Linked DNA regions of Homo sapiens: all the other regions are linked to region 2. The links are chromatin contacts, found by Hi-C or POLR2A ChIA-PET in ENCODE. All regions are on one chromosome and are shown on one strand. The core of a region is the stretch at or near the end of the contact, and the rest is flanking DNA. Distances in the headings are between cores, read along the strand shown.

Evidence for each region. A loop is a pair of places that touch in the nucleus more often than their neighbours do. ChIA-PET counts read pairs that join two places held with the same protein, here RNA polymerase II (POLR2A). Pooled maps may share reads with other maps.
Region 1: a loop to region 2 is called in a map of CD4-positive, alpha-beta memory T cell, with 16 times the contacts of the local background. The contact joins the promoter of USP33 here to the promoter of ANKRD13C in region 2. A Hi-C loop is called at or near these places in 1 of 168 maps with a recorded cell type or tissue (CD4-positive, alpha-beta memory T cell) and 5 of 50 pooled maps. POLR2A ChIA-PET finds 5 or more read pairs at or near these places in 1 of 52 experiments (GM12878).
Region 3: a pooled map shows a loop between it and region 2 (14-fold over the local background). The contact joins the promoter of ALG6 here to the promoter of ANKRD13C in region 2. A Hi-C loop is called at or near these places in 3 of 50 pooled maps.
Region 4: a pooled map shows a loop between it and region 2 (17-fold over the local background). The contact joins the promoter of ZZZ3 here to the promoter of ANKRD13C in region 2. A Hi-C loop is called at or near these places in 7 of 50 pooled maps.
Region 5: a loop to region 2 is called in a pooled map, with 10 times the contacts of the local background. The contact joins the promoter of ACADM here to the promoter of ANKRD13C in region 2. A Hi-C loop is called at or near these places in 9 of 50 pooled maps.
Region 6: a loop to region 2 is called in a pooled map, with 6 times the contacts of the local background. The contact joins the promoter of PGM1 here to the promoter of ANKRD13C in region 2. A Hi-C loop is called at or near these places in 4 of 50 pooled maps.

The regions. Positions count from the first base shown.
Region 1 is chr1:77,758,159-77,761,118 of GRCh38, reverse strand. It overlaps USP33 (ubiquitin specific peptidase 33), which reads left to right and starts at 1,267. Exons shown (of 24, transcript NM_201624.3): 1 at 1,267-1,476. RefSeq lists a silencer at 1,078-1,357.
Region 2 is chr1:70,353,393-70,356,187 of GRCh38, reverse strand. It overlaps ANKRD13C (ankyrin repeat domain 13C), which reads left to right and starts at 1,466. Exons shown (of 13, transcript NM_030816.5): 1 at 1,466-2,209. The coding sequence starts at 1,780. It overlaps ANKRD13C-DT (ANKRD13C divergent transcript), which reads right to left and starts at 1,377. Exons shown (of 4, transcript NR_168352.1): 1 at 980-1,377. RefSeq lists enhancers at 1,087-1,146, 1,247-1,306, 1,357-1,546, 1,577-1,636, 764-1,681 and 3 more.
Region 3 is chr1:63,366,318-63,369,195 of GRCh38, reverse strand. ALG6 (ALG6 alpha-1,3-glucosyltransferase) reads right to left here and starts at 1,569. Exons shown (of 15, transcript NM_013339.4): 1 at 1,509-1,569. RefSeq lists enhancers at 1,000-1,109, 1,970-2,109 and a silencer at 1,290-1,769.
Region 4 is chr1:77,681,381-77,684,113 of GRCh38, reverse strand. It overlaps ZZZ3 (zinc finger ZZ-type containing 3), which reads left to right and starts at 1,456. Exons shown (of 15, transcript NM_015534.6): 1 at 1,456-1,529. RefSeq lists enhancers at 201-300, 1-503, 1,321-1,400 and silencers at 451-510, 521-940.
Region 5 is chr1:75,723,419-75,726,289 of GRCh38, reverse strand. ACADM (acyl-CoA dehydrogenase medium chain) reads right to left here and starts at 1,581. Exons shown (of 12, transcript NM_000016.6): 1 at 1,473-1,581. The coding sequence starts at 1,502. It also overlaps a transcript of SLC44A5 not described here. RefSeq lists enhancers at 1,366-1,455, 2,106-2,195 and silencers at 1,586-1,635, 1,686-1,735.
Region 6 is chr1:63,591,884-63,594,660 of GRCh38, reverse strand. It overlaps PGM1 (phosphoglucomutase 1), which reads right to left and starts at 1,250. Exons shown (of 11, transcript NM_002633.3): 1 at 927-1,250. The coding sequence starts at 1,172. RefSeq lists enhancers at 214-273, 974-1,263 and a silencer at 634-933.

The DNA of each region.
Region 1 (2,960 bases), core at 18-2,517, 7.4 Mb before region 2:
CTGGGATTACAGGTGTGAGGCTCTGTGCCCGGCTGGAGACAACTTTTCATCTCCTAACGGCATCTTTTTTTTTTTTTCCCAGAGAATATCTCACTTTGTCACCCAGGCTGAAGTGCAGTGGCACAATCATGGCTCACTGCAACCTCAAACTCCTGGTCTCAAGTGATCCTCCACTCTTAGCCTCTTGAGTAGCTGGGACTACAGGTGCCTGTCACCATGCCTGGCGAATTTTTGTATTTTTAGTAGAAATGGGGTTTCGCCATGTTGCCCAGGCTAGTCTCGAACTCAAGTGATTCACCCGCCTCGGCCTCCCAAAGTGCTGGGATTACAGGCATGAACCATGGCGCCTGCCTGTGAAACTTCTATTCTGTGAAATTTCTATTCTCCTCAGTGAACCGAGGATAGGCAATCATTTGTGGTGCAAATTGAGGCCTGAGTGTCAATCCCTACCTAGAATTTTGTATCATGGTTAATTTATTTCATTTTTACCATAAAAATAAGTAGAAGCTTTTATATTTTCTACCTATTCCAATGGAGACTGAGCATCTTGCATGATACTTTGGTACATGCTCCCATTTTGGAGACCAAAAAGTCAGATGTCATGAGACAGATTGAAACTGGCAATTTTAACAATTTTTTATTAATATAACCTTTTTTATTCATAGATTTGAACCTCAATCGAGTGCATTTTAACAGTTACATAATTAGAAGGCAGGACTCCTTCCATGCTCCAGGCATTAAGCAGATACTAAGGTTTCAATAAATATTTGATTTGATCCTCTTGATTTTAGCCTAAGGAGAAAATGGTGAGATAAATTTCTTCTTTGCATAGGTGGAAAAGGGAAACATAATTGCTTTCAGAGAATCTAGGTCCTAAGAAGTTGGGGGAAGAAAGATGAAAGGAGGAAATACAATGTTGAATTGGGATAAGTTAAGTCTAATATTTCTTTGCTCAAGTTTGGAAACCTGAGGCCCTTCAGTGGCCAGCCTTAATGCAGTTTTTGTAATGCATCGAGACAAGACCTTATAATGGTCGTAGTGTGTGACTGTGAAAGAGAAGGAGAAAACATGTGAAAAACGAAAAAAAAAAAGCTCACAGCCTCAAACTGCTGCACATACCCTGTACAGTTAGTTTGCAGTCAGAGTAGGGAGCCGGCCTGGGTCCCCGCACCTGGGCCTGGCTCCCGTGGCCCCGCCCCTGGGGCGGGCTCCCATCGAGGCTCCGCCCCCACCTCCCCTATCGCCGGAGACGCCTGCGGCGGCCCCGGAGACACCGGAAGGAGCCGCGGCTGCTGCGGGAAGTGGCCAGTTCAGGAGGCGGACCCCCCGAGGGCAGCGCTGCGGGGCCGTTTTCCGGCCCTCCTGACGCGACACTGCCCCTCTCCGAGAGCTGAGAAGGAAAAGAGGAGCTTGCGGAGGTGCGGCTGCAGGCCGTTGTTGGTCGAGCTGGCGGGTCCCGCGGGCCAGGCCGTGGAGGTGAGCGCGGCGCTGCTGGGAGGGGCGCGGGGCCCAAGGGCGTTTCGCTCGCGTCCGGGGTCCGGTCTCTGTTCTCGCTTCCGCGCGCTGGGGTTGCGGCCGCTGCAGCAGCCTCTTTTTCTTGGTCCTGGGTGGCGGCGGGTTCGCGGGCGGGAAGAAGGCCTTGGCCCCTCGGTGCTCTGCGTTGCAGAGATAATCTAGTGGTCGCCCTGTCAACGGTCGGTGGAGGATGGGAACCGGTCGTTGATTTGAGGAAGGGTCCTCAGGGGTTCTTCCCTGGAAGCGGGAGGTGCAGGTGAGCCCGAGAAGCGGGGGCTCTGCTCCCTTCCTCGGTCTCCCCACTCAGGCTTGCCAGTCCCTCTCAGTGGGTGACTGAAAGCCCTGCAGCGCGCCGGCTCCTGGGTTCTGGTTTCGCTTTTCGGCGCTGTTGAGGGGGCCGGCCCCGTTGTTTGTTGTTGTGAACGGAAAAACCGAGGTGTCATCGTCCCTGGAATTTTTCTTCGACCAATGTTTGATCTTGACTGAGAGGTTACCCCTTACCTTCTGTCCATCTGCAGCCTTTGTTTGGATGAAAGATCCATAGTGTGTGGTTTCCCAGACCTTTACTTATATTTCTCGTATACAAAACGCTCTTCATTTGAATATTTACAGGGTTTTACGTTGAGCTCTTGGACGATGAGATTTTCCTGGGTGTTTTGCACTCAAGTACCGTTGGAGTTTACATTCTCATAGAATCAGTATTAGGCCTGGAAAATTGAGCCAGAGGGTGAAATTCTGGCAGGAGCATAGACTTAAATTGAAGGTGAATTTTACCGTAACGATCTCTAGGCCTTTTGCTTAATAACTATGTGGATGTAGAGAATTTTTAAGTTTAATCAGATTATTTTTCCTTTAAGAAAAACGTGTTACAAAAAGTAACAAGGCCGTCCTAGTTCCGTTTTTCCTACTGTCTTATTTGGAAAGGTCTGACCAAGTCACATTATCGTCATAGGCTATTTGATTTGAGCATAATACAAATATTGTTAGTGAATTCATACTATTATAAATAAGAGAGAAAATAGGAATCTTAAAGACAATGCTAGTTTTATGAAAAAATAATAGAAATAGTTACACAATGCTAGGAGCTTTGTATTATTTCATTACTTTGGCAGGATTGAAAGAAAGGTCAGGGCTGGGCACGGTGGCTCACGCCTGTAATCCCAGCACTCTGGGAGGCCGACGATCACGAGGTCAGGAGATCGAGACCATCCTGGGTAATACGGTGAAACCCCGTCTGTACTAAAAATTACAAAAAATTAGCCGGGCATGGTGGCAGGTGCCTGTAGTCCCAGCTACTTGGGAGGCTGAGGCAGGAGAATGGCGTGAATCCGGGAGGCAGAGCTTGCAATGAGCCGAGATCATGCCACTGCACTCCAGCCTGGGCAGCAGAGCGAGACTCTGTCTCAAAAAAAAAAAAAAAAAAAAAAAGGACAGTACAAAAAATA
Region 2 (2,795 bases), core at 217-2,716:
AGTCTCTACTGCTGTCTCAAGAGGATGCTTTGAACTGTTGATTGGGTAATGTTTTAACATAAACGGAACTCTCCACTCCACCGAAAAAGAAAGAAGAGGAAGAAACAGATTTATCTGAACAGACTGAGAAGAAAATTGGAGGTGAAAAGTTGAGTGACTGGGGAGGATTAAGAGAGGCCCATCGAGTTGTTTGTTTGCGGAGATGAGTTAGCAGTAGTATAAACTTTAAGAAAGAAGAGATCTGGCCGGGCGCAGTGGCTCATGCCTGTAATCCCAGCACTTTGGGAGGCTGAGGCTGGCGGATCACTGAGGTCAGGGGTTCAAGACCAGCCTGGCCAACACGGTGAAACCCCGTCTCTACTAAAAATACAACAATTAGCTTGGTGTGGTGGCGCAGGCCTATAATCCCAGCTACTCTGGAGGCTGAGGCAGGAGAATCGCTTGGACCTGGGAGGTGGAGGTCGCAGTGAGCCGAGATTGCACCACTGCACTCTAGCCTGGACTACAGAGACTCTGTCAAAAAAACAAAAAAACAAAAAAAAGAGAGAGAGATCTGAAGTATTTGCTCTCAGAACATAGGGGGACTTTGGAGAGTTAAATGGGTGAAGATCTTTAGGATGTTTTGCTAAGCCCCCTCCTTACGTCCTCAGTGGCCAGCTTTAGTTACTTTGTTAAAGTTTTATGGTTGGCAGATTTACGTTTCTTCAGAGTTTGACACTAGGTTGAGGTTGGCCATGAACTAATACAATTATATTTCAGTTACACGATTCTTTGCCCTCCTTGAGTGTCCCCACCCTCATATATGTTAACTCTGACATCTGCCCGAAATTCATTCATCTAATAAATATTTGAGTGGCCTCCCCTCTTTCCGATTGCTGGACAGCCCATCATTTTCCAAAGTCAGCACCTAAACTCTTCTATGACTTTCCTGACAACTCAACACTAAAATTCGTCCCTCCCTTTTTTGTGTGCAACCCACCTCCCCGCCTCCGCTTTTAATTGTTTGGCCTTCATTCCTCTTCTACAGTGCTCCCTGCAATCAGTACTGGTGCTGTACATATTTGCTAGCTTCGTACATACGGCACGAAGTAGATGCTCAGTAAATGTTGGTTGACTGAGTATCCTCTGCATCTCGGTGACATCACATCCTGCGTGCCGTGGCGTCATTCTGCATTCCTCTGCGGGAGGCTCAGATCCGGAGGGTTTAAGTGGTTGTTTATAACATGCACCGAACATATCCAACGGAGGCTGTGGTTTCCGACCGCCCACAAAAAGCGCGGTTGGCGGGAGTGCGGGTTCGGGGTCGGCTGGCAGCTGGGAGACTCCAGCTCTGGGCGGAAACACACTGCCTCGGAGGCGCCGGCGCCTAGTGATTCTGGGAATAGAAGGTGCGAGGGAGGGAGCGGGTGGCTCACTTATCGCGGTGTTTTCTCTCTCTTCACTCCTGGGGGAGCTCTCGCGAGAGGAGCAAGAGGAAGATGGCCGTGCCCTGTTTTTCGGTGTAAGGCAGCGACGGCGGCTGCGACGGCGAGACTGAGATCCTGGTGTCGTGGGCACCTGAGTTCTAGCTTCCCCCAGCGAGCGCGCGTCCCTTCGTGCCTAGGCGAGAGCCGGCTCTTCCCCGGGAGATGCGTTTGTCCCAGGCTCGGGGGCTCAGTGGGAGTTCATGCTGCGCTGGAGGCTCTTGGCCACCGCTCTAATCGCCTTGTGCCGCCGCAGCGCCAGCTCCGTCGCCAGCGGTGAGCCTCCCGATTCCCCCCCTTGCCCCTGGCGGCGGCGATGACCGGGGAGAAGATCCGCTCACTGCGGAGGGACCACAAGCCCAGCAAAGAAGAAGGGGACCTGCTGGAGCCCGGGGATGAGGAAGCGGCGGCTGCCCTCGGCGGTACCTTTACCAGAAGCAGGATTGGCAAGGGCGGCAAAGCTTGTCATAAGATCTTCAGTAACCATCACCACCGGCTACAGCTGAAGGCAGCTCCGGCCTCCTCCAATCCCCCCGGCGCCCCGGCTCTGCCGCTGCACAATTCCTCCGTGACTGCCAACTCCCAGTCCCCGGCCCTTCTGGCCGGCACCAACCCCGTTGCTGTCGTCGCGGATGGAGGCAGTTGCCCCGCACACTACCCGGTGCACGAGTGCGTCTTCAAGGGGGATGTGAGGAGACTCTCCTCTCTCATCCGCACGCACAATATCGGGCAGAAAGATAATCACGGTGAGGAGTGCTAGCCCCTCTCCACCTCTCTCCTTCCCCGAGCCTAGGGTGTGCCTCCCCAGGCTTCTGGAATCCTAGGCCCCCTCCAGCAGACTCTTCTTTTTGCCCATCATCCGGGCCGTTCGGTAAATCATGATCGACTCAGTAATAGCGTGCCAGTGGTCAAGGGGTTGGTTCTTGTGGGTGCAAAGGAATGTATCCTCCTTGCCCACTTCAAAGTTTGTCGTGAGAAGCTGTTTTGTTTGAGACAGGCCTTCGATTTGCTGATTCTGGACTGTCAGAAATTTTAGGTTGCCTCCCACCCAACATGGTTTTCTCCCTTTGTTTATGGAGCTATATATCTTTATTTCTCTCTCTTCCCCCTACCTTGGCATTTTAAATTTTGAACGCATAAATTGCCCTCCTCCCTTCATTGCTCACATACAGATCCCATCTTGACTGCAACTGGTTGTGATTTTGCCTGCCACCAGGTTGTTTCTTTTTTGTCTGCTTTCAGTAAACTTAGAATGTTAGATTTCTGAAAGCCACACAGTAGAAATTTGTTGGTATTTGATACGTAGAACAGTTAAAGTGACTTCTCAACAGC
Region 3 (2,878 bases), core at 320-2,819, 7.0 Mb after region 2:
TTTGTATCATTACCTTCAATTTGCTTCCTAATTCTTTTCACTAACAGGATTTGTATTTTCACATGACATGGTGCAATCTCACACACATAATTTTCAGTATAAATGCTGGACACCAAAGAATACATATCATATGGTTCCATGAAAGGTTCATAAATAGGCAAAACTAATCTATGGTGTTAAAAATCAGGAAAGAGGTTACCTTTGGGGAGGAAAGAAGGGATGGTGGTTGGGAGGGGTGCCCAGAGAGGTGTTCTGAAATGCTGTGAATCTTCCTTCTTGATTTGAGTAGTGGTTAGGAAATGTGTTGACTTTAGGATAAATTAACAAGTTACAACTTATAATTTGCGTACAGTATTTTTCTATATGGTATATTCCAATTTAAAAAGCATAAAAGGGGCTGGGCGCAGTGGTTCACCCCTGTAATCCCAGCACTTTGGGAGGCCGAGGCAGGTGGATCACCTGAGGTCAGGAGTTCGAGACCAGCCTGGTCAACATGGTGAAACCCCATCTCTACTAAAAATACAAAAATTAGCTGGGCGTGGTGGTGCGTTCCTGTAATCCCAGCTACTCGTGAGGCTGAGGCAGGAAAATCGCTCGAACCCGGGAGGCAGAGGTTGCAGTGAGCCAAGATCGTGCCACTGCACTCCAGCCTGGGCGACAGAGCAAGACTCTGTCTCAATTAAAAAAAAAAAAAGTGTAAAAGGAAATTACTTGGATGTGTTGACTAAAGGCTCCCTGTGAGCAGGGATCCTCCTGTCTTAGTCGTTGCTCTCTGTTCCCCACTTGTAGAACAGTGTTAGCAGAAGGCAGGTACCCAAGAAGTATTTGCTGAATGGAGCTGTGTGCGTCTGTGTGTACGAAGCGGGGAGGTACCCTAATTTTACTGAGCCCTGTGTGGTTAAAGATATTATGCGAGGCTTTTAACGACTCTCTTCTGCTTAAACCAGAAAAAGGGTTATTTGCGACTTTTTCCACCTGTAAATCAGAAAACAGTAATTTTCTAACCCATCCACTGGCCACGAAGTTGCTAGGCAGGCAGTAGATGCGCTTTTCGTCCTCCTTTGCCCTGACGGTGCATCTCGACAAATGCCAAGCCCGCCGTCCCCATCCCAGAACCGACTTTGCTCCTTTTAGTCTGAAAGGTCCTTCCACCGCAGTGGACACAACACCGGGGAGTGCAGCTATCCCGGGCGTGTATATGGGGCGAAAGGGATCCCTTCTCGCGTTTCTCCGCCCCTCCTCTTGAGGGCCAGGCCCTCAGAACCGCAAGGACAAGGGTGCCAGGACCGCCCCAGCCTGCAAGTGCCACCACTATCACCGCGTCCCCTCACCCGACCCACAAGCGACCCTGCAGGAAGGGCTGGGGAGGCCTCGCGTCGCGTCCCTGGGAGTGGAGCGGAGCTGGGAGACGGGTCGCCAGCTCTGCGCCGGCTCGTGGCGCGTCCGAGCCCCCGGCACCTCCCCACACTGGCCTGGGGTCCGGAACCTCCGGGATCCCATGCTCTTACCCCGCCGCCCGCCGGCCGCTGGGATTCGCGCCTGCCGTGGGTCCCAGGAAGGCGCATGCGCGCTCGCCCCCGCGGCGGACTGCCCCTCCGGCCTTCCGCCTCCGTGTGCCCGCGCACCACCCGCGCGCCCGGTGCGGGAGCGAGCCCGTCGAGCGTGAGGGGAGGGGCGGGCAACCTGGCCTGGACAGGAGGCGGCCGGCTTAGGAGGCGGGGCAAGAGCCGATGGAACCCGAGAGGTCCCCAGCCCCGGGTTAGGCTAGGGGCAGGTGGAAAGCCCCTTGCTCTTCTTTCCTGGGATCGTGGCCAAGGCCGGAGCGGCTGCTTAGCCAACGGATTCCTGTCAGGGGCGGGCCCTGGCTTGCTGCACTGAGCAGAGAGCCTTGGCCGGTCCTCACCACCTCTGGGCCTGTGCCCTCGAGGAGCCAGAAAGCCAACCTGCTTCACTTTCTTCTAGCCACATGCCTGCGAAGAAGAAGACTGGGCAGCCCCCTAAAGTAAGAAACATTGAACATCCAACCATTTGCGAGAGCCTGTGCGTTGTGCAAAAGGACAGCCCTGCCCTCGAGTAGCCACTACACGTGCCCCAGCGGGCAGCTTGAATCACCTGGTCCCAAACTTGCCAAAAATACCTATCTAGTAAGTTAGTAAGACCTGCACACTTTTCCTTTTGCATTGATCCCTTCCTTTCCAGTTCCACTATTTCCATCTCAGTCTAGGCTTCTGTCCAATCACGCATGGACGGCTGTGATGATTTTTACTTGCCTTCCTTTGTTCAGAGAGTGCCCTCATTCCCCACTTCTGAATCTTGCCATTCTACGTAAGCCAACCCCTATAATTTGTAAGTGTTAGCAAATATTTGGCTAGGACTATGGCTTTCTACTGAGTCTGAATAACTTCTCTCTGGGCCTCAGTTTCTTCAACTGTGAAAGAAATCAGTAGGGCTAGGTGAACTTCCAGGTCTAAAATATGATTATATCTAAAAGACCATCAGCACTGGGAATATGGAGAAATATGGCAGGTCCCTGCCCTCAAGGCATTTAATTCTCATTGGAAAGACATTTTTATGCATAAAAGGATAAAAAGCTATAGAAGGAAACACATACTAAATGTTACATTACTTACATATGCACTAAGCACTGTAGGAGTTAGGAGAAGAGGGTTCACTGTAAACTGCAAACCATCAGGAAATGCTTTTCCTGGAGGAGTCAGCTGAGCTTTGAAGGAAAGCCTGGCTGGATAAGCCCAGAGAATGAGAGTAAGAATCTAGACAAAGGAAATGGTTCAAGCCAAATATTGTGGCAGCTGAAAAGTGTAGAACATTTCCTCTAGTTTAGGTGGTGGGTGATGAAGCTGGAAAGGACTGGTAATTG
Region 4 (2,733 bases), core at 207-2,706, 7.3 Mb before region 2:
GAGGATACTGACAAATAAGGTCTGGAAGTTGTAACTGTTATGAAGAAATAAAAGCAGGTGAAGAGTTAAAGCAATGGTGCAGGTGTACTTTTTTTGGATACAGTGGTCTGGGCAGCCCTCTGAGAAGGGACCTGAAATATGCATCGAACATCGAGGAGTTAAAAAAAATCTGGAGGAAATGTTCTGCCAGAGAAATCGGCAAGCACAAAGGCCCGAAGTGGTTCGAGCCTGCGTGCTGTGGTACAAGCCAGAGGTGAACGAGGCGAGGCAGAAGCACGATCATAAATACATGTATGGATGTTCTCCTGGCTTGAGACCACAGTGCTAAGGGAGGTGGGGTTTACAAATCTCTCAGGAGGCCACAAAGGGCAGGATGAAGCCGATTTCCAATGGCGGAGCTACGAGGACGCCTTTCCTCTGCTAGGGCCAGGTTGGACGGTTGCAAGGGATGGACTGCAACCCGCCCTCGGAAGACCAAACTTCGCCCAGGGGCAGGGACTGGCCGGGGAGGGCCTCGGCGGCGCCCGACCCGCGGGCGCTGCACGGGCCGCGGTTACCAGCAGGCGGTGTAGTGAGCGCGCCTGCAGCAGCAGCAACAGCAGCAGCAGCGGTCGCCGCCGCCGCCGCCGCCCGCCAGTCCCAACGAGGAGAAAGGAGGGGACCGGAAGGAGCCGCTGGTGCTGCGGGAAGTGGCAGGAGCGGGAGGCGGGGACCCACCTGGAAGCGCCGCGGCGCCGCTATCGAGCTTCCTGCAGCGGTGGCCACCCGAGCAAGTGCCGTGGCGGGGGCGGAGAGCGGCCACGGCGGCGGCGCCTCCCCAAGTGGCCCGTTGCGTCCGACCCCGCGTGAAAGGTGAGCAAGAGCTCGGGACACGTGGTGAGGGCCAGACACGGGGGAGGGAGAATGAAGGGGGAGGGAATGGGGGTGGGAAACGATCGGCTTGGGACCCGGATTTGGAGCCAAGTACCGGGAGGGGGTGGGCTGGAGGCGACGACTGCGACGGCTGCGACGGCTGCGACGGCGAAGCCCCCACGTGGGGCGGGGGTGCGCGCGCACGTGTGCGCGGGCGAAAGGGGGGGCGGGGAGGGCTTTTGGGAGGGCGTCGGGAGCGCGCTCGCTCAGTAGCGGCCCACGTGACGGGCACGCCGAAAATGTTTCCACGTGACAGGGAGGCTGCCTGGGGCAGCGCACTGCGCTCTGTTTATGTAGTATAATCGTGGTAATCGGAGGTTTTTAAGATTTCTGCTTTTCTGTACAAGGGGAAAGGAGGAGACGTATAAAGCGGAAAGACTTCCTACTGTCTCAGTGTTTTAAATGTTCACTACTCCGTTAGTGAAGTGCTTTTTAAGTTCCGAAATACTGATTTTTTTCTGTACCGCCATGTTGGGTCTAGTGGAAGCTCGCGAGATGCGAGTGGGTTTGTATCGCGAGATCTCTCGATTCTCGCGGGACCTCGTTGGCAGAGCAGTTGTCCTGGATGGCGGAGCCTTGGGTTCCGGGGGCCTGGGACCTGCAACTCTTTCTACAAGGCAAGTCGTTAGGGAGGGGCCCGGGGCGAGTGCCTCTTGGTGCCGGGATACGTGCTGCATCAGCTTCCCATAGTCTTGAAGGGAATACAGTAACCCCATTGAGGCAACACTGCCCTCCCCATCCCCCTGCGGGCGCTCCACCACCTGCAAAAGCATATGCACCCCTCAGCCAGGTCCTTCTCCCCACGCAGTGATAGTTCCACCCTGTCCCACTCACTGGAAGTCCGGGAGCCGTGCTCGCGCAGACCTGATGATTCCATTGGATACCGTTCCTCTTACTTTAAGATGTTCTTGTCAGTTTTTCCCTTCTTGCCATTTTCTAAAGTATTCCAGACCGGTTAACTATTGTGTCGCGTTTTCTGCTGCAGTACCTGACTCCAGTCTCCTGAAACAGAACTCCTCCCATCTATTTTCTCTGGGTGTCATTTACTCATCACCCTGACTTCGTATTTTCAGTAACTTTTGGCAGTATTTGGAGGGCCCATTATGTCTCTGACAACACCTGTGGTCAGAATAAAATCCTGCTTTTCATCATTTTGTACGTGCCTATTAACTCAGTTATCGGTAGGGTTTTAATTACTACTGTGTTACTGAGGTTGCCATCTTTGAAGTTTAGGGATGGTTGTTTTAGGTTATATATTTAAGGTAACAGACTGTTTCATGTGATTTTTTTTTTTTTTTTTTTGAGACGGAGTCTCGCTCTTGTCGCCTAGGCTGGAGTGTAGTGGGGCGATCTCGGCTCATTGCAACCTCCGCCTCCCGGGTTCAAGCGATTCTCCTGCCTCAGCCTCTCGAGTATCGAGTAGCTGGGATTACAGTCGCGCTTCACCACGCCCGGCTAATTTTTGTGTTTTTAGTAGAGACGGGGTTTCACCATGTTGGCCAGGCTGGTCTCAAACTCCTGACCTCAAGTGATCCACCTGCCTTGGCCTCTCAAAGTGCTGGGATTTCAGCACTGTACAGGCGTGAGCCACCGCGCCCGGCCTCAGGTCAACTTTTTAGTAAAGAGCAAACTCATAAATTTTGGCATCAGAGTTTGAGCTTTATTTTTCTTAAATGAGTTTGAAATCAATTTAATATTTCTCTCCAATTCCCTAATGTCTCAGAAGTGAATTTACAGTATACCTTTGTTTTTTCGTATTCTTAAGTAGTATTTGGATTTTATTTAGTAGTTGCAGTACTAAATAAGGAGTGGGGAGTTAAT
Region 5 (2,871 bases), core at 332-2,831, 5.4 Mb before region 2:
TTACAGGCATATGCTACCATGCCCAGCTAATTTTTCCTATTTTTAGTAAAGACAGGGTTTCCCTGCTTTGGCCAGGCTGGTCTCGAACTCCTGGCCTTAAGTGATCAACCCGCCGAGGCCTCCCAAGGTGCTAGGATCACAACCGTGAGCCGCCGCACCTGGCCAACCGAGGGAATTTAAATAGGGAAAAAGTCACTTCACATGTGACTGTTCAGGAAAATATGTTACATAGAACAAAGTGCAAAGGTTGCTATTACCAGAATACAATGCCCATCAACCTGTTAATTACATAACAAAGTTAGCCAGTTAATTAGAGAGGTGGTTTGCAAATAGAAAACAGAAACAGCACGGGATCTGGAGTTATAATTGCTGAATGTGAATCTAGGTTCCACAACCATATTTGTGGCCGTAGACAGGTTTACAAACTGCTTATAGCTTCCGTTCAAAACCAAAAAATGGGACTAATCTCACTGCGTATTTTCGGACGATTAAAGTACGATAATGTTTTGAAAGCCTAATGCTATATAACTATTGGTTTTATTACTTCGGGCTCTCTGTCTAGAACAATGAAATTCCAAATATCGAAACAGCACCACTAGAATTGAACACTTTTGTGCATTTCTTGGGAATATAAGAGTGTCAGTTTTATGGGTTAAAGAAGAGAAAAAGGGTGTAAGTTTTCTATATCAGGTTTTTTTTAGATCCTTCCTTGGAGGTTGAGAAATCTGCTTTTCTGGTGTAGGAGTTAAAAATAGCTGAAATCTCCCAATTTCTGCCTTCACTGCACATTAACTTGCATAACACCAGCAAAACATGGGCAGCAATTCTTTAGGATTATTCTAAAACCGCAGCTTTTTTGGTCCAAGACATAACTTTAACTTAATTTTAAGTGACATCTAAATGGCAGTGGTGTGAACATATCAAGAATATTTAAGATACCAAAATTCATCTAGTGACAAACTTATTTAGAATCTATTAAGATCCAATACTAGAATATACACACAAGTTCACATAAAATTCTGCAGGTTTTTTTTTTACTTTTTTTTTTCCCGTAAGCAACGTGGAAACGTTACAACGAAAAGCTTATTAAACATTAAGTATTTCAAGGAGTAGCTGCTCCATTTTTCTTTTTCCCGTGGTTCTGACACAGAGACGGGGTCACTTTGGAAAAAGGTGGGATTCCCGCGGTAAATATTTGGAGGGTTTACCAGAGAAAGAAAAACGATATTCTAAAGAGAGGATGCCGGCTATAACGGGGTCGCCTGACGGGAGGATACGGAAAATGAAACGCTAGGCTACGTTCCGTCCGGTGGTAGGAGGCGTGAAAGCAGGTTGGGGGCCCCTAGGCTGGCTCCTTCCTCAGCCCGACTTCCCACTCCTCCCGGCCGCACCTATTTTTGGCCCAGGGCCCCCTGCTCCGACACCACAATACCCATGTTCCAGCCCCACCGCACCGCTGGGCTCCCTCTCACCCTGCAGCATCGCCCGAACCCCGCTGCCATGTTGGCTCCCGTTCCGGCCACTCGGACAATAATACACGGGTCACGGCCTTGACATACTCCCCGAACGCGGGACTCCTCTGGTCCCGCCCACTGGAGCCCGTGGGCGGGATGGGGCGGGGCGGGAAGAGGCGGTTGGGCTGCGGAAGGACGGGGCGCTGCGCTAGGCGGGGTGGCAGCGGTCCCCGGCGCCGGGTAGCCAACGCATGCTCCGTGACCCTTGCGTGCGCCGTCGCTGCGACCTGGGGAGGGGTCGCATCCCCTCTCCGGGCAATCTCTGATAGTCCTGGTTTGGTTTTCTGCGTTTCCACCTCTGGCCCTCTCTGTGGGACGCCGAGGCTGACCGCAGCGCGGAAAGAGAGCCAGGGCGGGGGAGGGGGACGGCGGCGGGGCTGGGAGGGCCCGGTTGCGCTGAACGGTGGGGGGACTTGCGGCGCGGTGCAGGACGGGAACCTGGGTTAGAGGGCGTGGCTGGGGCCTGGAGGGAGAGCGGCCCCCGTGGTCAGCCTTCACCTTTACCCGGAGAGAACGGTCAAACCCAGATCGTGTCTGCTTGGCGGATTCAAAGTATTAGTACATTTTGCTCTCAAATGCCCTACCTAAAGCGAAAGCATACTTGTGTTTCCTTAAAATTTAAAAGAGAATTTAATTGTTTAGGTAAATTTGACCTTTCCGCGTATTCCCAAGGCTGTTTATGACTTGTCCGCTGATGTGGTGTCCTTGGATATGCGGGTGCAATCCGAGGCTGTCCAAAGCTCCTGGTTCAGCGAATGATGGAAGTGAATGTCTCCCTGAGGAATTCTACCTGGAGTCACTTTCTCTTCCAGTGAGACCCTGAGTTTTGAGATGGTAGCTTATACTAAATCTTATACTAACTTAACATTTTCTTTTGCCCAATAAAGGTCACCCATAAATTCATCTAATTTAGCTGTTAAAATTCTATATCCTGTTATTGTATTCCCCTACTTTGTCTTCTGGGAATTTATAGTGTGTTAGTCCTAGGTACAAGGCAGAATGTTAATTAAGCGCTATATTCAAAGTGAAAGTACCAGGAAAATTCGGAAAAGGGATAAAGAGCTGAGTTTGTCCTGGTATAGGCAAGAAAGCCTTCAAAGTGGTGGTGGTAAGTAAAACACAAAGCGGACTCTTAAAGATGATTAGGAATTGTCTATTCATGTCTCCTTTGTTCCAATTTCTTATTCTGAACATTTTAAACACAGAAAAGATGAACGAAAAGCACAAAATCACCCATATGCCTATTGTAACCCCTTCTTACTGTACACGTGGCTGGCAGAGAAGCGAAGATGGAGCCCTCATCTTAAACATGTCTAGTCGGTAGTTCCTGCCACCATTCACCCAAGCAAGCTACCCC
Region 6 (2,777 bases), core at 1-2,500, 6.8 Mb after region 2:
CCCACATTTCCATATATCAGATTTACTGAAAAACTTTTTTTTTTTAATTTCCCCTATCCGAGTGGACCCGCCCAATCAAGTCAGTTAACTTTCCTTGGCCGGGGGCGGAACCAAGGTGTTGCGGTAATTTCCTGGCCTGCCACGACTGCTTGCTTGCGTAAGGGCGTCTTTGGGTATGTTGCCATTCTAATGAAAATTCAGCTCCAGCCCCGTCGGTGGAACAGATCCCGGGCACCACTGGGCAGAGACTAGATGTTTCAAACGCCTGCCCCCCAGCAAGCAGGCCGCGCAAAGGGCAGGAGTTCGGAACCAAGGCAAACTAGGGGGCGGGGAGAAAAGATTGGCACCCGCCTGCTGAGATCTGCCAACCTGACGCCCCAGGGGGATGGGTGCTCTCGCCACCCTTGCCCCACAGTGTCGGGCTCCGAGCCAGCGGGAAGCGCCAGTCCTAGCCGAGAATAGCAGAGGAGCGGGCGGGATGCGAGGGGGCTCTGGGCGAGGCGGCGGCAGTCTAACCTTTCCTGCTTAAGGCGACAGCACTCTGCGCCGTAATCGTATCTTCCAAGGCTGCAAGGTTAGGGCAAATGTCAGACGCCTCGGGAGGGGCGGGGGACGGGGAGAGGGAAGGCAGCGGCTAGAGACGGAGAGTCGGGCGTGACCTTGGGAGGCTCCGCGCCCGCACCTCCCGGCGCCCCGGGAGTCAGGCGAGCAGGTCTGCCGGGTCCCGTGGCCACTTTCCCCAGCCCGGCGACCTCCGTCGGGCCTCCAGGCCAGAAGAGCGAGCGCGAAGGAGAGGGAGGAGCGGGAGGTGGAAACCGAGGCGGCAGCGCGCGGAAGCGGCCGGCCCCGAGCGAGGGAGGGCGCCGCGGGCCGCACGTCGCACACGCGCCAGGGTGCACAGCGGCGCGGGGCCGCGCATCCCTTACCCCGTTGGCGGCAGCGATGCGAGCGATGAGCTGGATGGCCTCCTTCATGTAGAACCGGCCGTCCCCGCCCACCACCAGCGTGGCCTCCTGCCGCTGCGCCGGCTCCACGGTGGAGATGATACTCTGGATGAAGTTCTCCGCGTAGTTGGCGCTGCTCTGGAACACCTTCACCCGCTTCCGCAGCCCGCTCGTGCCCGGCTTCTGGTCCTGGTACGCCTGGGTCTTAACTGTCACGATCTTCACCATGGTGGCGACTTGCTGCCGGGGGTCAGAGCGGCGGACTTGGCTGGCGGAGGGGCGGCCGGCTGAGGCTGCAGCTGCTCTGGGGTGAGGGCACGGCGGGTGGGGGCTACGCCGCACTCTAGGCCGGCGTTTGGCCCTCCTCCTTAAAGGGACAGGGGACAGGGCCCTCCCTCCGCGCCAGCCCACCTCCTGGCAGGTCCGGCGGGAGGGGAAAGGGGAGCGCCGGTCTCTAGGCCTCCTGTGAAATGGGTGGAGCCTTACTGATTTACTCTCCCCTTCGGAATCCTATCCACTGTAAAAAGAGGCCCGCAACTCCTCCTCTAAGTGTTGGGGCAGAGGTTGGGGTAGGAACCCGGTCATAGGGCAAGGACGTGAGGCAGGGTGGAAAAAAGTACAGGGTAGAATGATTTCCAGTGGTTTGGCGAATGCATCGTGTGTAAATAGCTTTCTGGAAACCTGTTGGGAGGGTCAGAAGTGCCAGCCCCAGCTCGATTTCATGAGTCGTAATTCTTTCTATTTCTCCCTAAATGTGAGGGCATTTGAGTTCCGTAAAGGAGTCGACTCCAAATGTTTCCTGCTGCACCACACACTTGACTACCATTGGTGACGGTGACTTAGCTATGACTTGCTGAGTGTAGCGTTTCTAAACCTTACTAAACTCTGGGTTTTATTTTTCCCCTTTTTATGCTTACAAAACTGAAATTCAAAGAATAAAATGCCTTGTCTCATTGCCACACAGCTAAGTCCATGCGGGAGGCCAATTCAGGTGGTCTGGCTCCAAAACCAGGGCTCTTCCCATGATTTGCCCGCTGTGACACCAGGTTGGCAACTAGGAAATGTACAAGCAGGACTTGACAAATGTAGGAGCAAATATATGGTAAGGATAAGTATGAACACCATCAAAATTAGCCAGTTACTCATGTAATAGAAATAAAGTGAGGAGATCAACAAACAAGGACTGACATGGCTGGAAAAGTTTCACGGGGGATAGCAAGGTCAACCAAGGGGATTTGATTATTAAGTAGGAATCTTCAGTCTTTCTTGCTTTTCGGTTTAGTATCTCCCTTAATTTGATGAGAGTGATTGTCTCCTCTGTTCAAGAAACCTGTCATTTTGGTAAAGTGGCAAAAAACTTGGCTTTACAAGGTGTGTGCTCTTGGGAAAGTTAGTTAATGTCCGTGGGCATCAATTTCCTTACTGTAAAATAAACATATCACCTACTTTGGAATATTTTTGCAAGATTTAATGGGGTTTTGTATGTCAGAAATTCTCAGTCATGGATACACAGTAGAATCCTACTGTGACCCATGCTCACAGTAGAATTACTTGAGGTGGTTTCTAAATGACCCAGTCCAAACAAATTCAATCATAATCAGCTGTTAGAAGTAAATCATCTAGCCTGGTGCCTGAAACATAGAGGCCTTCAAAAATATTAGCTCCCCTTCCCCAATTCCAAAACCAGAGCATATCATTCACCTGTGAATTATATTCTTTTGGTAGTTAATTGGTATGTCTTGATCAAGCAGGGAGGCGAACAGACCCATAAGAGTGCAGACTCTCACAAACCAAGTGTTGATATACATGCTCATATAGTACATGCTATGTAGA